Regions from separate parts of the Homo sapiens genome. Here all the other regions are linked to region 3. The links are chromatin contacts, found by Hi-C or POLR2A ChIA-PET in ENCODE. All regions are on one chromosome and are shown on one strand. Each heading gives the region's core, a stretch centred on a gene start or an enhancer-like site at or near the end of the contact. The rest is flanking DNA. Distances are from core to core; before and after follow the strand shown.

What was found. A loop is a pair of places that touch in the nucleus more often than their neighbours do. ChIA-PET counts read pairs that join two places held with the same protein, here RNA polymerase II (POLR2A). Pooled maps may share reads with other maps.
Region 1: a map of naive thymus-derived CD4-positive, alpha-beta T cell shows a loop between it and region 3 (11-fold over the local background). The contact joins the promoter of OTUD5 here to the promoter of CDK16 in region 3. A Hi-C loop is called at or near these places in 1 of 168 maps with a recorded cell type or tissue (naive thymus-derived CD4-positive, alpha-beta T cell), 1 of 37 single-sample maps with no recorded cell type and 8 of 50 pooled maps. POLR2A ChIA-PET finds 5 or more read pairs at or near these places in 1 of 52 experiments (CD4-positive, alpha-beta T cell).
Region 2: a loop to region 3 is called in a map of B cell, with 9 times the contacts of the local background. The contact joins the promoter of PIM2 here to the promoter of CDK16 in region 3. A Hi-C loop is called at or near these places in 2 of 168 maps with a recorded cell type or tissue (B cell and naive thymus-derived CD4-positive, alpha-beta T cell), 1 of 37 single-sample maps with no recorded cell type and 8 of 50 pooled maps.
Region 4: a loop to region 3 is called in a map with no recorded cell type, with 34 times the contacts of the local background. The contact joins the promoter of HDAC6 here to the promoter of CDK16 in region 3. A Hi-C loop is called at or near these places in 3 of 37 single-sample maps with no recorded cell type and 8 of 50 pooled maps.
Region 5: a loop to region 3 is called in a pooled map, with 19 times the contacts of the local background. The contact joins the enhancer-like site here to the promoter of CDK16 in region 3. A Hi-C loop is called at or near these places in 6 of 37 single-sample maps with no recorded cell type and 4 of 50 pooled maps.

Annotation. Positions count from the first base shown.
Region 1 is chrX:48,956,353-48,959,052 of GRCh38, reverse strand. It overlaps OTUD5 (OTU deubiquitinase 5), which reads left to right and starts at 1,446. Exons shown (of 9, transcript NM_001136157.2): 1 at 1,446-2,076. The coding sequence starts at 1,483. RefSeq lists an enhancer at 700-889 and silencers at 990-1,149, 1,350-1,399, 1,770-1,829.
Region 2 is chrX:48,917,649-48,920,348 of GRCh38, reverse strand. PIM2 (Pim-2 proto-oncogene, serine/threonine kinase) reads left to right here and starts at 1,325. Exons shown (of 6, transcript NM_006875.4): 1 at 1,325-1,575; 2 at 1,704-1,813; 3 at 2,518-2,568. The coding sequence starts at 1,515. RefSeq lists an enhancer at 1-28 and silencers at 1,079-1,318, 1,409-1,548.
Region 3 is chrX:47,217,320-47,220,019 of GRCh38, reverse strand. CDK16 (cyclin dependent kinase 16) reads right to left here and starts at 1,339. Exons shown (of 16, transcript NM_006201.5): 1 at 915-1,339. LOC105373194 (a long non-coding RNA gene) reads left to right here and starts at 1,370. Exons shown (of 3, transcript XR_949047.4): 1 at 1,370-1,517. RefSeq lists silencers at 826-895, 906-1,015, 1,036-1,195, 1,896-2,005 and enhancers at 613-1,252, 1,396-1,465, 1,586-1,705.
Region 4 is chrX:48,800,657-48,803,356 of GRCh38, reverse strand. HDAC6 (histone deacetylase 6) reads right to left here and starts at 1,290. Exons shown (of 29, transcript NM_006044.4): 1 at 1,215-1,290; 2 at 572-694; 3 at 358-486; 4 at 141-229. The coding sequence starts at 664. RefSeq lists enhancers at 639-718, 1,349-1,862, 1,709-1,978, 2,100-2,700 and cis regulatory regions at 2,690-2,700, 2,439-2,700.
Region 5 is chrX:48,938,313-48,941,012 of GRCh38, reverse strand. The region is part of intron 2 of OTUD5 (OTU deubiquitinase 5); the gene reads left to right. Among named protein-coding and RNA genes, the nearest start is that of OTUD5, 18 kb to the left of the region's middle. RefSeq lists cis regulatory regions at 59-559, 1-884 and enhancers at 449-708, 1,839-1,888, 1,899-2,398. Within about 2 kb of position 1,257, at least 6 of the 41 ENCODE cell types and tissues checked have a DNase peak (open chromatin) inside an H3K27ac peak, as active enhancers do.

The sequences.
Region 1 (2,700 bases), core at 197-2,696, 1.7 Mb before region 3:
CCAACCCCATTTTGAGACGCTGACTGGTGACAGAGCTTTCATAAACCTCGATCGACCCAAGCAAACTCAGTTTTAGAAAAAGGCTGGGCTTGGCCAGGCGCGGTGACTAACGCCTGTAATCCCAGCACTCTGGGAAGCCGAGGCGGGAGGATCGCTTGAGCCCGGGAGCTGGAGATCAGCCTGGGCAACATAGTGAGACTTTGTCCCTACAAAAAAGTGAAAAAAAAATTAGCCGGTCGTAGTGGTGCGCGCCTGTGGTCCCAGCTATTCGGGAGGCTGAGGCGGGAGGATCGCTTGAACCTGGGAGTTGGAGTTTGCAGTGAGCTATGATCGCGCCACTGCATTCCAACCTGGGCGACAGAGTGAGACCCCTGTCTCAATTAGGAAAAAAAAAAAAAAAAAAAAAAAAAAAGGCTGGGCCGCGCCTGCGCACTAGCCATAGGGGCGGGGAGGTCAACGCGAGGCCGAGAGTGCTGTGGTGCCAGAGAAGGCGTGTCTGTTTCCCAAACAACCACTGTCCCCACGGCGCCTGTCTGTCCCAAGGTTGGTCGGTATGCCGCGAGTGACGGCGTCTCTTAACCAATCACCGCAGAACTCAGGCTGTTGCCGGGGCGAAGCGGTGTCCGCCTCCCCCGGAAGGGTATTTGTAGGTGGGTGGGACCGGAAGTGACGCTACAGGGGCCAGCTATGCTCCCGGGAGTGTTGATGTTTTCCAGTCATTCCGGCTGACAGCGTTCAAGTTGGAATCCTGGAGGGGAGGTGTTTTTCCTGTCGTACGTGGGACAGGCCACGCTGTCCGTCCGCAGTACCGACGCCTGCAGGTCAGAGCTTCGGGGAGAAAAGTGAAGAGCAAGACGGAACTGACGGGGAGAAAGGCTGGGAACCAGGGTGTCGACTTTGACTGAAATTTGAGACGGAGGGCACCGGAGGGCGAGCACTCGCCTGTGATTGGCCCGTGGGCGTCGTCGAGGTCCCACGCAGCTGCTCAATTGGTTGGTGTTGCAATTGTTGTGGCGGCGGCGGCGGCGATTTTGCCCACGTACTTCCGAGTAAGGGGCGGGGCTGTGCCCTGGCGCGCGTGCGCAGCGCCCCGGGGCCCCACCCGGTAGTGCAAGAACCTGCGAGGGGGCGGAGCGAAGAGGTGCTTGTTTTGGTTCTGTTTCCTTTGAAGCAGAAGGCCGGAACAAGCGTAGCAATAAACTTGCTGGACTTGGAGAGAAGGCTAAGACAAACTCGCCGCACTGCCTTCATCTTGGACTTTACATCCGGGTTCTCCTCTCGGCGTGACCCGCGCGCCGCCACCGCCGCCGCCGCCGCCGCCGCCTCCTCCGCCGCCGAGGGTTCTCGAACCGGTGCCGCGATCCCTTTATCCGGGTCTCGCCGTTCCCGTCGTGCCTCGCGCACTACACTAGCCCCCTCATCCGGGTTCTCTCCCGGCGTGCCCCGCGCCGGGTTTGTTGGGGGGTACTCGGCAGTGCAGCCATGACTATACTCCCCAAAAAGAAGCCGCCGCCTCCCGACGCCGACCCCGCCAACGAGCCGCCGCCGCCCGGGCCGATGCCCCCGGCGCCGCGGCGCGGCGGAGGTGTGGGCGTGGGCGGCGGCGGCACGGGCGTGGGCGGCGGCGATCGCGACCGTGACTCCGGCGTCGTGGGGGCCCGTCCGCGAGCTTCGCCACCGCCTCAAGGCCCGCTACCAGGACCGCCGGGCGCTCTTCATCGCTGGGCGCTGGCCGTGCCGCCTGGTGCAGTGGCGGGTCCCCGGCCACAACAGGCTTCTCCACCTCCTTGCGGGGGCCCAGGTGGTCCCGGCGGCGGTCCCGGCGACGCGCTGGGCGCAGCGGCGGCGGGTGTGGGTGCCGCGGGCGTGGTGGTGGGTGTGGGTGGTGCCGTAGGCGTGGGCGGCTGCTGCTCCGGGCCTGGGCACAGCAAGCGGCGACGTCAAGCTCCCGGGGTTGGCGCGGTTGGCGGGGGCAGTCCCGAGCGTGAGGAGGTCGGCGCAGGCTACAACAGTGAGGACGAGTATGAGGCGGCTGCAGCACGCATCGAGGCTATGGACCCTGCCACTGTCGAGCAGGTAAGAGCTGTGGGGTGAGGGGTGAGCGGCCACGGCAGATGGGACCCCCAGACTGTGAAGGGACTCAAGGAAGGCTGTTTGAGATCGCCCCAAGGGATCTAGGCGTTTTCACTGGGCCTGACAGTCTTCTCTGGCGGTAGGGATGTGAGACACCTTCTTTCCTCCCCTCCAGGATTTTGGGGCTAGAGGCCTACGGTAAGGTGTCAGACTTAAAGATCCGAGGTCTCTTTTAAGGTCTATAGTCGTCATTCCAGTCCCTGGGACCTCATCATATAGGGCCAATAGGTGGGAATTCTCCAAGAGATACAGGTAGGATCGCGCCCCTCTTGAGTAGGAGTCTCAGGTCTCCCAAGAGACTTAGGTATGTGTTCAGTGGCTTAAGAGCTCTTTTCCTCTGGGATAGAAGTTTGAGATTCCCCTTCCAGGAAAGTCAAATAAGGTGGAGACCTCGGAGATCGGGGCTGAACATCCCCAAGGAGCCTAAGCCCTTTCAAGAGTCTGAGACACTCTGCATATAGGACAATCCTCTCCCGCTTCGCTGGGTAACACTGCACAGGACCACTGAATAGCCAGACCTGAGACCTCAAGGGTCCTAAGTCTGTCTTCAGGGGCCTGAGAGTCCTG
Region 2 (2,700 bases), core at 76-2,575, 1.7 Mb before region 3:
GTCTGAACAGGTCTATCCATGTCTGTTTTTGTGACACTGCCACAAAATGTGATTCTATCACATCAGTACATGTCTGCCTTCAGAGCAGTGCATGTGTGTCCCTGGAGCATCTGTGCATCTTCCTGTGACAGACTCTGCGTCTCTCATTTCTGGGACAGTACAAGTCTTGCTGTGACAGTGCATATCTGATGGTGACAGTGTGTTTGTGACAAGTTCTGCCAGTGTGACGGGACATTTCTGTGTCATCACATGGCAAATGTAGGTCTGCGTGAGTGCCTTTCTGTAACAGTGTATCTCTGGGTGTCATTCTAGGACATAACTATTTTTCTGACAGTGTGCTTGCCTGAAAGTGTATGTCAGTCTCTGGCTGCATGTGTATCTAGGTCGTTTCTGTGAATGTGTCTGACAGTATGTGTTTGTGTATATCTTGGCATTCATGTGTCTTTGGAGTGCATTTTTCTTCCTGGGGTGTGGCGCCTTTTCTGGCTGTTTTTCACAAATTTGTGTCTGAGAGTTGCCACTTCTCTAGCAGCCTCTATCATGTCTCTCAGTCCTTGCCTCTCTCAACTCCAAGAGCAGCCCCATGCCACCACCACTCTGGGCTCACCCCCATCCCCCAAGAACCACCCCCTGCTGTTCTAGATTCTAGACTTGCTGACTGGGCCCAGGGCTCAGGGTTAAAAGCTCCAATAAACACTCACCAGGCAATGCTGCCTTTGACCAATGCACACCCGTGGCGTTGATGGTAGGGGTTCCCCCTCCCTGGCTACCAGATATTTCCAGGGCCCTGGCCTCAGCTTTCCAGTGAAGGCCGCCAGTCGCCTGGAGGACTCCGGTGAAGGAGTCCGACAAGCACCTTTCGAGACGGAGTCTTGGATAGCCACAAGCGCGAATTCTTAGAAGCCCGGCCTGGCGCTATCTCTGTGCTAATATCCAGGCAGCGGCGGCAAACCAACTTCCCAGGAAAGGATACTGCGCAGTTATTTTTTAAGTGTAAATACACACACACACCGCCACCACTACCAACAACAACCCCGCGCAACAACCAAAACAAGCGCGGTGCTGCAAAGGGATTCCCAGAACCGGTTTCCTCTTGGTGTGAGCCCCACCTCAAGCCCCCTCATTTACATGCAGGCCCCGCCTCCTCGGAAGAACCGAGCGTGTATTTGCATAAGGGGGCCCTTGAAACGATGAGGGTGGTATGCAAATAAGAACTGGCTCCGATTGGCTGTGGTACAGCAGGTGCCGCGTCCGGATTGATCAAAGCCAGGTGGGCGGGGCTGTCGCCCAGGGTGACTCTCCCGGGAGGCGCGTGCCCAGGCTCAGTAGCATTGGGGCTGGCGCGCGCGGCGAATCTCAACGCTGCGCCGTCTGCGGGCGCTTCCGGGCCACCAGTTTCTCTGCTTTCCACCCTGGCGCCCCCCAGCCCTGGCTCCCCAGCTGCGCTGCCCCGGGCGTCCACGCCCTGCGGGCTTAGCGGGTTCAGTGGGCTCAATCTGCGCAGCGCCACCTCCATGTTGACCAAGCCTCTACAGGGGCCTCCCGCGCCCCCCGGGACCCCCACGCCGCCGCCAGGTGAGTACATCCTCCCCTACTGCAACCAGACGGGGTGGGCTGGAATGATGGGTTGCAGCGCGGGGGGAGGGAGTCGTGGCTGGGCTCAGCACGCCGCCACCCTGACTTCCTCGCCTCCGCCTGCGTAGGAGGCAAGGATCGGGAAGCGTTCGAGGCCGAGTATCGACTCGGCCCCCTCCTGGGTAAGGGGGGCTTTGGCACCGTCTTCGCAGGACACCGCCTCACAGATCGACTCCAGGTATCCGTCATGAGGGTCTTGGGAGGGTCAGGTGCGTGTGGCGGGGGCGGGGGTCCTGGCCCTGGAATGCTGGTTGACCGAGGAGTGAGCCTGCAGAGTGTGTAGAGGACCAGGTGTGTGTGTGTGTGTGTCCGTGTCCGTGTCCGAGGAGTGAGCCTGCAGTGTGTGTAGAGGGCCAGGTGTGTGTGCGTGCGCGTGTGTGTGTCGGTCTAGGAGGTTATGGGCGGGGGGGGGGGGCAGGGGGCTTCAGATTCCGGAGTTCCTTGACCCCGGGGTCCAGGCTGTGTATGTGTGGGAAAGCAGGGACCTAGATGTGAGATTTGTGGGACTTTTGGAGGTAGGTGTCCAGTGTGGAGTCATGCGGACCAGGACCCTGGTACAGAGTTGGGGTGTCGTAGAGCTAAATAGGAAGATTGTGGGCCTGGGGTATCAGGAAATCTAGAACTCAGGACTTGGAGTGATGAGTCCTGATGCCTGAGAACGGAGAGCCCAGGGCTAAGGAAGGTGGGAGAGATAAACTTGGTTCCGAGGACCTGGAGGGCAGGGGAGACGCCCTGGTACGCGTTCTGTGGGGTGCTGTGGTTGGGGACCAGAAAGACTAGAGTGCTGGTAGATGGAGGAATACTGGAGGTAGGCAGAAGGTCTAGACTGGGAGGGGTCTGGGGATCACCTGCTGGCCTCCTTATCACGGCCTTCTTCTCCAGGTGGCCATCAAAGTGATTCCCCGGAATCGTGTGCTGGGCTGGTCCCCCTTGGTGAGTACCTTCGGAGCCCTTCCTAACCTACCTACTCCATCACTGATGTATTCACCTCCTTGCTTTTCCAGGGGATGTATGACTCCCTGGGCCCTGTAACAGTGAGAATACTGCCAGCCCATTTATACTCCC
Region 3 (2,700 bases), core at 90-2,589:
CTAAGCCTCTGACAGTGCTAAGACACTTCCCCACCACTCCTTCCTGGGCCCAGACAGACACGCAATTCTCATCTCCTTTAGGCCAGGCTCAGGTATTCCACAGTCCTTCCTCCGTTAGATACCCTCAGGTCCTTCCTCCACTCTGCCCTCATTAGCATATACTGGGTCCCAAACTACCTAGACCTTCGAGGCCACAGGCATACACCCTCTACAGCCATGACCCCCACTGGCGCACACACCACACTCGAGTCCTTCAGCTACCTGCCCTCCACAAGCACACACTGCATTCTCACACACTGCAGGCCCCACGGACAGACACGCAGTATTAACACCATCCAGGGCCTCATCGCCACGCACCAGGCCTCAGAGCCCTGACCCCACCAACACACGTTCTGGTACCTGTGCCACCCTGTCCCCCATGAACACACACCGGGCCTCTCTGCGGACATAATCCCTATGAGCATGTCTTAGAACTTCCTCGACACCCTACCCCCCGTTATACACCCTCGGGTCCCTCACCCGCTCCGCACCCCGCCCTCCTTCCACAAGCACACACGGGGCCTTGAACCTTACACGACTTATTGGCGTGAGGCTTACTGCCACATGCTCCGACCCCCATCAGCAACCCCCCCAAGTCTTTCACCCCATTGTCACCCATTTCCACACCCTTTGGTCCTTTGACTCCCCCAGGTCCCCATTAGCACCCACAGCACTACCCAACCCCAGCTCCCAGGACAGGCCCAGGGCGGGGCCAAGGTCAGGGAGGCCCCAAATGACCCCCCGCCCCGGTGCATTCTGGGAAATTCGCCGGGGGTGGGGGCACCTGCCAGCCCCGCAGCCCAGACCCCTGGGCACCGCCCGAGGTGGGTTCTGAAGGAGGAGGGGCAGCCTCCACGCCTCGGGGACGCGCTCACCGGCGGGGGCGCGCGAGCAACCTCAGAGCCGCGGGGCCGGCGCGGCGGCGCCTGGGGCGGCGGCCCGGGATGAGGCCGCGCGACCTCCTTCTCCTCCTGTTCGCCGCAGGCGCCCGTCCCAGTAGTCTTCAGCCATGGTTGCTGGGCCCGGGCCGCCGCCGGCTGAGGAGGAGGAGGCGGCGGCGGCGGCGGTGGCTGAGGCGGAGGCGGCGTCCCGCTCAGCCGGCCATGAGCTTGGCCGCTGCGGGCGATGCCCCCGGACTCGTTGGCGCCGGCTTGAATCCGAGTGCTCACGGCGGCTCGCGGCACAGAGCGGTCTGATCGCGGAGTGGCGGCGGATCCCAGGGCCGAACAGCCAACGGCCCAACCGCCGCGCGCGCCGCGCTCCGCGCATGCGCACGCAGGCGCTCGGAAGGGTGAAGTGGAAAGGAGGGGACTCACCTCGGACTGCATGTACCAAAGGACCCGTCCGCAGCGGGAGGGGACGCGGCCATCGCGAGCCCAGAGGAGGATGCGGCGCCAAGCCGGAGACGGCACCAGGGAGAACTGTGGAGGCTGTTTAGTACTCAGTTCCGATCTTGGCAGAAGTTTGCTAGCGCCTAGGTGAGCAGTGGCCAGTAACCTGGCGCGTCAATCACCACTCGTTCCCCCTACTCGGTCTCACTTGGTACATCCCCATGGTGGCAAACGGGACTTTTGCAAGGAGGAAAAAAGACAAATGAAGCACTCAGTTCTAGTCCCTTGAGGTGCTTGGGGAGGAAGGCATTTTAAAGGTTCGCGAGAAGATGACTTTTCGAGGAGAGGCAGCCTGAAGAGTTATTGGCCTTTACCACCTTAGCTAGGACGGCCTATCCCCGCCCAACTGCCCCCTCCACCGCTACCTCATTCCCGTAGTGAACGTGTGCAGCCCCGCCCTTTGAGGTTGTCGCCCAGCCAATCTGATTTGCTCTCTGTGGCGAGGCCGAGCAAGAATAAAGGGCGTGGCTGACTGAAGAGGCGTGATTTCGCTCTCTACCCGACTCCGCACGCCTCCGCCCAGGTTTCATAGGTTTTCACCGTCGGCGGGGGTGGGGTCTCCTTTTTGTTCTGAGCTCCTCCTTCGCTATAGGCCGAATATTCCGCAAGGTGATTGGTCATAATTGCGCTCAATCGAGTCTCGTCCCGCCTTTAGCCCGCCCTCCATCTCATACAGCGGGCCTCCCGGGGTGGAACCCAGGCTGAGAAAGAAGGAAAGAGGCGGATCCTTAGAGGCGCAGGAGCCGCTACTGCGCATGCTTGGAACTTCGAGCGGGGCGGAGCCTCTTTTCTGCCTCACACGAGTATTTGCATAGGCGCCGTGCGTTGGATTTTCCTGCCACCTCTCTTGCCCGGCACAGCCCCTCCCGTGCCTCCCCTCACTCTGAGGGTTTTTTGTTTTGTTTTGATGTCAGTCAACACAAGTAGAACACTCCGCGGTTTTATTTCCATTTTATTTATTGGGCGCATGTTGTGTGCCAAGTACTACCAGGCCGACCTAATCCTTCACTTCCTTCTGCCTGGAAAACCACACTATCCCCAAGTCCAGCTCAAAGGGCTGCAACCTCCAGCAGGCCTTCTGGCACATCCTTACACTACCCTGTTCCAAGGCAGCCTCCCCGCCTCTTCCGGGCTTCCCTTTATGGCAGCCTTGATCACAGCAGTTAGGATTTTCAGTAAGGTTTACATTAGTGAGATTTCCCGGGCCATGATGGGAGTGGAAATATTTGACAAAGATAAAAGTCCTCGCCTTGGCATAGAACAGGCTCAT
Region 4 (2,700 bases), core at 41-2,540, 1.6 Mb before region 3:
CTTTCAAGTGTGAGCCCTACCTCCCCAAATCATCTGCTTCCAGTATCCAGGCTGGGGTAAGAAAAGATTTATTCTTGCTAATGGGCTCTAAGTGTGTGTATTTTTGTGGTTTGGAGACAGCCTGGAGGACCCAGCCTCACCTGTCATCCCAGAGGCAATGGAATTCATTTAACTGCTCATCCAACACCAAGCCAGTGCCAGCCAGTGCTTCAGCCTCAAGGTTCAGATCCTGCAGAGGAAAAAAAAAAGGAGACACAGATCCATTTTAGGCCCTGAGTCAGAGGGAACTGTCCAGGGTGGGGAACCTTTGGGTTTTGATTGTCATACGAGGCTAAACTGCAGCCAGGCCCTGCTCACCATCCCTTGCAGTCCCACGATTAGGTCTTCTTCCATTGCTTGGCCGAGCTTCTTCATTTTGCCTTTCTTCTTTACCTCCGCTAGATTGGGGATAGAGCGGGGAACGGCTCCCTTTTTAATATTTCGCTTCTGTGAATCAGAGAGAAGGGTCAGAGTCCAGGGCATGACCAACTTGCTCCCTCTCCCCCTCATCAGGGCGGGTCTAGGGCCTCACCGAAGTGACACTGGAGTCCTGAGGGGGCGACTGGGGGTTCTGCCTACTTCTTCGCTGCCTGGTTGTGGTGGAATCCTGGCCGGTTGAGGTCATAGTTGAGGAGGCTTGGCCCCTGCCGCGGTTCTGGGGGTGGGGGGAGGAGCGTGGGTATGTGAGGGGGCTAGTGTGCCCTGAGGACCCCACCTCTCTGCCCTTTTCCAGGCTCCGCCCCCTCTATTAGATTCCATTCCTTACGCGATCTGATTCTCCACAGCCTTCCAAACTCCGCCTCTCTCAGGCCTTCTCCCTCCACTCAGGTGGCCATTCTACCCGGCCCCGCCCGGCCCGCTAGACTCCACCCCTTTTACACGATTCTCTTTCCCTGGTCTTGCCCTTTCACGGAGCAATGAGCCCCCGGGCTCACACAGTCCGTCTTAGGGCCTGCCCTTTCCAACCAATCACCGCCCCTTCTACTCTCCTAAGCCCCATTCCCAGACCCTCTAAGCCCAGCCCAGACCCCATTCCTTCACGAACCTGCCCTTTCGGCCTATCTCCCGGGATAATCACCCACCCTTTCACTCAGCCGGCCCCGGCCCCGACCCCGGTTTCGACTCCACCCTTAACGATTCACTTAACTCCACCCCTTATCGGGCCGGACCGGTACCTTCCACTCCGCCAGATCCCGCCCCTAGCGTTTCAACCAGCCCCGCTCCTCAGGGGACTGCCCCGTTCCTTCAACCAGCTCCACCCCCTGCCCAGACCCGACCGCTAACGTTTCGCTAACCCTCTTCAGCCAGTCCCTAGCCGCCTTCGGTCGGCCTCCGCCCCCTTCCCGCCTCCGCCGTCGACGCGCTGTACTCACCGCTCCACTCATTGGACGCAGCCCCTTTCTCAAACTCCGCCCTTGGCTCGCTCCACCAAGTTTCTGGCGACCTGTGGGGACGCGAGCGCTCAGGCTTTTCTTTTCCATTGGGCCTCGTCTCTCGACTGCCCGCCCAGATCCCGCCTCCAGAGGGGACCGTGCCTCAAGGCCGCGCCCCTCGCGCGAGCCACACCTCTCGCGAGCTCACAAGCGGCGGGGCGGTGCGTCGGCGTGCTACGCCAGCTGGGCTGAGCCACACCGCGAGCTCACAGGCGACGGGGCGGTGCGTCGGCGTGCTACGCCAGCTGTGCTGCGCCTACGTAAAAGGCAGGCGCCGGCGGTTCCCGACAGGGCTGCGGTGCAAGCTTTTTCTTGCCTCGGCTATCGTCGCTGTCGTCCCGGATGCCATAGCCGCCGCCCCTCCGTCCCTGTCCAGTCACTTAGGAGCCCTTCGGGTCGGCGGTGTCTGGAGAGCAAGCAAGGAAGCGAGGGAATTAGGAAGGGGCATCTTACCTTTTCCCCGCGACTTCCCGCGCGACGCGCCGTGATGACGTAGCGCGGGCGGGCTGGTTGTGGCTGGGCCGAGAGCGAGGTTGCCACTGGACGTTGGTGGTGGCGGCCAAAATAGGCGTGGTGACGATGCTAAATGTGAGGATTTTCCGAGTTAATATTCACTATGGTGGTACACAGGAAACACTGGCCGAATATTAGCTATTAATATTCTGCCGCAATATTCTGAGTGGAAGGAGTCTTAGTGGGGGCAGGGAATGGTAATGATAGCAAGTATTATGTGACAGGCATCGTTGTAAACCACAATTCTATGAGGTAGTTCCCATTATTAAGGCTGCTTTGCAGATAAGGAAACTGAGGTTACGGGACTTAACCATGTGACTTTGGGCAAGTTGCTGAACAGTTCTGTGCTCCGTTTCCTCATCTGGAAAGTTGTGATAATAATAGTGCCCAGGGCCAGAATGGCCTTGAGGATGGGAGTTCTCATGGGCAGCAGCTCTCCCTATCTGCCCCCTCCAACGGGTAACCACTGCTCCCAAGCAGTAATAGAAAGTGTGTGTGCGTCTGGGGAGCTGTCCCTAGGCACCCCCTCTCCCCCGCAACTCCCACTCCATGTCTAAATGTCAGCTCTGCAGGAGGCCGGTTTGTCCTCCTAATCTCCCTGTCTCATTCTCCACCATTTCCTACCGGGCTATAAGCTGGGACCGGAGAGATAAGCAGTCCGGGGGTTCTGCATCAGACTGACAGATTGACGGTCTCACCGCCCAGTAGCTTTGCC
Region 5 (2,700 bases), core at 8-2,507, 1.7 Mb before region 3:
GGAGTCTTGAGGCAGGTGGCTTTCTGCCTTCTGTTCCCCTGGATTATCTTCCTATAGGGTCCTACCATTTGCTTTAGAGACTTCTGAGAATTGCCTACTCCCCAGGTAGCTGCCTGCCTGCCATTGGTTCCCCTGAGTTAAGCAATATCCATTGCTTGCGCTCAGTTCTCTCCCACCTCCTCTTATTGGGGATTCATGAGCATCATTGAAGGCTTGGGTGGAGTGGAGGTGGGAACCTGAGCCTCAGAGGTATCCTGTGGCCCACCCTGTCCCTGTTATGCTCAGATAACCTCCTCCTGGAAACATGACTCTGCATCTCTCCCTTGCTCCCTCCCTCCATGTGGCTTTGACTCAGCAGAAACCTCTAACCCTGACCAGGGTCCTGGTGCTAGCTTCTGTGGGCAGAGTGAAGGCCACATGGTTGTTTCTACATGGGCCATGGGGGAGTGGCAAGGGCTGTGCATGTTACCACGATGAGGCCCAGAAACATTAGCTAGGCCCACTCTTCTGGGCCTTTTGGTCTTGGAACATCAGCACTAGGAGGGATGGATCTGAGATCAATTTTGATTGTTTTATAAATGGGGAAACTGAGGCCTCAAGAGAAAGCCAAGACCCTACCCTATCTAGGTCATACAACCAGTGTCAGAACATTGGTATTTGAGGTTGAACCAGGCCACAGAAAGAAGATTCCCACGGGCCATTTCCTGTACACCAGCTTCCTTCAGCCTCTCCCGTGTATCCTTCAGGTTTCTCATCCTTGCAGTGGGAATCCTTGAGCAGAGGAGCACACATCTCAGGAACCAGACTATCCAGTGGGATGAGTTCTGTCTCTCCCACTGAGGGTATGCTAGTTGGGGTAGTTGGGGCTACAGACCAGGTCACACCACAGCTGCTTGACAGGCAAGTGAGACCTTTGTCCTGGCTCATCTCCTCAGGAGATTGGTTCTCAGTGGGGCCAGGGTTCCCACTGGACCAGGAGGGTAGTGGGGAGCAGACCAGGTCCCTGTCTCCCTCTGCAGCTGTGTGTACACACGTTAGTGTGGTTTGTTTTTAGGTTCCCTGTAGACACCTAGCTTCCTTTTTTGCCCTTAGCGGAACTTGCTGTGGCTCTTCTGGGAGGCAGGCAGCTACCTGGGGAGTAGGCAGTTCTCAGATGTCTCTAAAGCAAATGGTAGGACCCTATAGGAAGATAATCCAGGCTCTCATGTCTTGCTTCTTAACATAAATCTGGGTACATTATTGGTTACATTACATTAGTTACATAAGGACTTCCCCCGGGCAACAGAGGAGAGAGGTTGAGGCTAGTCTGTTAGAGCTCTTGGTTATTTCCCCTGCCCTCCACCTACCCTGCCAGAGGCCAGGAAGGAGGTTGGTGGGGTAGGGGGTCCCTCAGTTTATAGAGCCTCACATCTTCAGTCTTTCCTGAAGTGGCAAGGGCATCTACTCATTGAATGTGATAGTTCTCTGTTGTGGGATTTGTTGGGTGAGCATTTGGCCTCAGGGAGCATCTTTGGCAGTCTCTGCTGTATGTGTATACACATGTGCATTTCTATACTGGTGTCTCTGTGTGTCCAGAAAAAGGAAAGAAGTGGGGTGTGTATGGGGAGGGTAAGGTTCATATTGGCCTCTGTGGCCCTAGGGAGAGATGCAGCCCCTGATATCTATAATCTCTGCCCTCTCCCATGCCTTTCCTGGGTTCTAGCTGATTCCTGCTTGTGCTGGTGTGGAAACTGAGGCACACAAGATCAGGTCCTGCCCCAGGGAGTAAGGTGACTAAGATGGTGGCTGGATTGGGGTGAAGGTGGTAATATCAGCTGGGGCCAGCAGTTACCCTTTGAGAGCCTGGCCTCCCCTTCACTCCCCCTAAATCTGTGATCCCAGGCAAGCTTTGCCACATTTCTGTGTCTCCTGGGTAAAGTAAGAGTGTTTTGGTAAGGATAGAATGAGTTGGAGTGTGAAAAGTCTTTGGTGTGGGACCAATTGTAGTATTGTACTGAGGATTTCTGAGCCCTGTTTGAGATGGGAACAGAGGTAGAATGGTGGGGGACCCCCTTCCAGCTGGCCTCTGGGAGGGGAGAACAGGTGCAGATTGCCCACAAGTGCAGCGTCAGCAAGAGGAGGAGTTTCAGTTTCTATCAAAACAAGTTCTCTGAATTCCCCTACCTCTGCAGGTCATCCCCCCAACCTCAGACCCCTCCACAGGGAAGTCAAGCCTGGCCCCCAGCCCTGTGTGCCAGCCTTCTGGGAAGAGGAGGGCTTTCTGGAGGACAGAGGTGGAGCTAGGAAAGTCAGAAAAACGAATTCTTTTTTTTTTTTTTGAGACAGAGTTTCGCTCTTGTTGCCTAGGCTGTAGTGCAGTGGTGTGATCTTGGCTCATTGCAACCTCCACCTCCCGGGTTCAAGCGATTTTTCTGCCTCAGCCTCCCAAATAGCTGGGATTACAGGCATCCACCACCCTGCCTGGCTAATTTTTTGTATTTTTAGTAGAGATAGGGTTTCACCATGTTGGCTCGGCTGGTCTTGAACTCCTGACCTCAGGTGATCCACCTGCGTCGGCCTCCCAAATTGCTGGGATTACAGGCGTGAGCCACCACACCTGGCCAAAAATGAATTCTTGTTGAGTACTTCCTATGTGTTTAGCTCTGTGCTTAGATGCTTTTCCTGCCTTATATTATTGGAGAAATCCTTCTATTCTCCCTT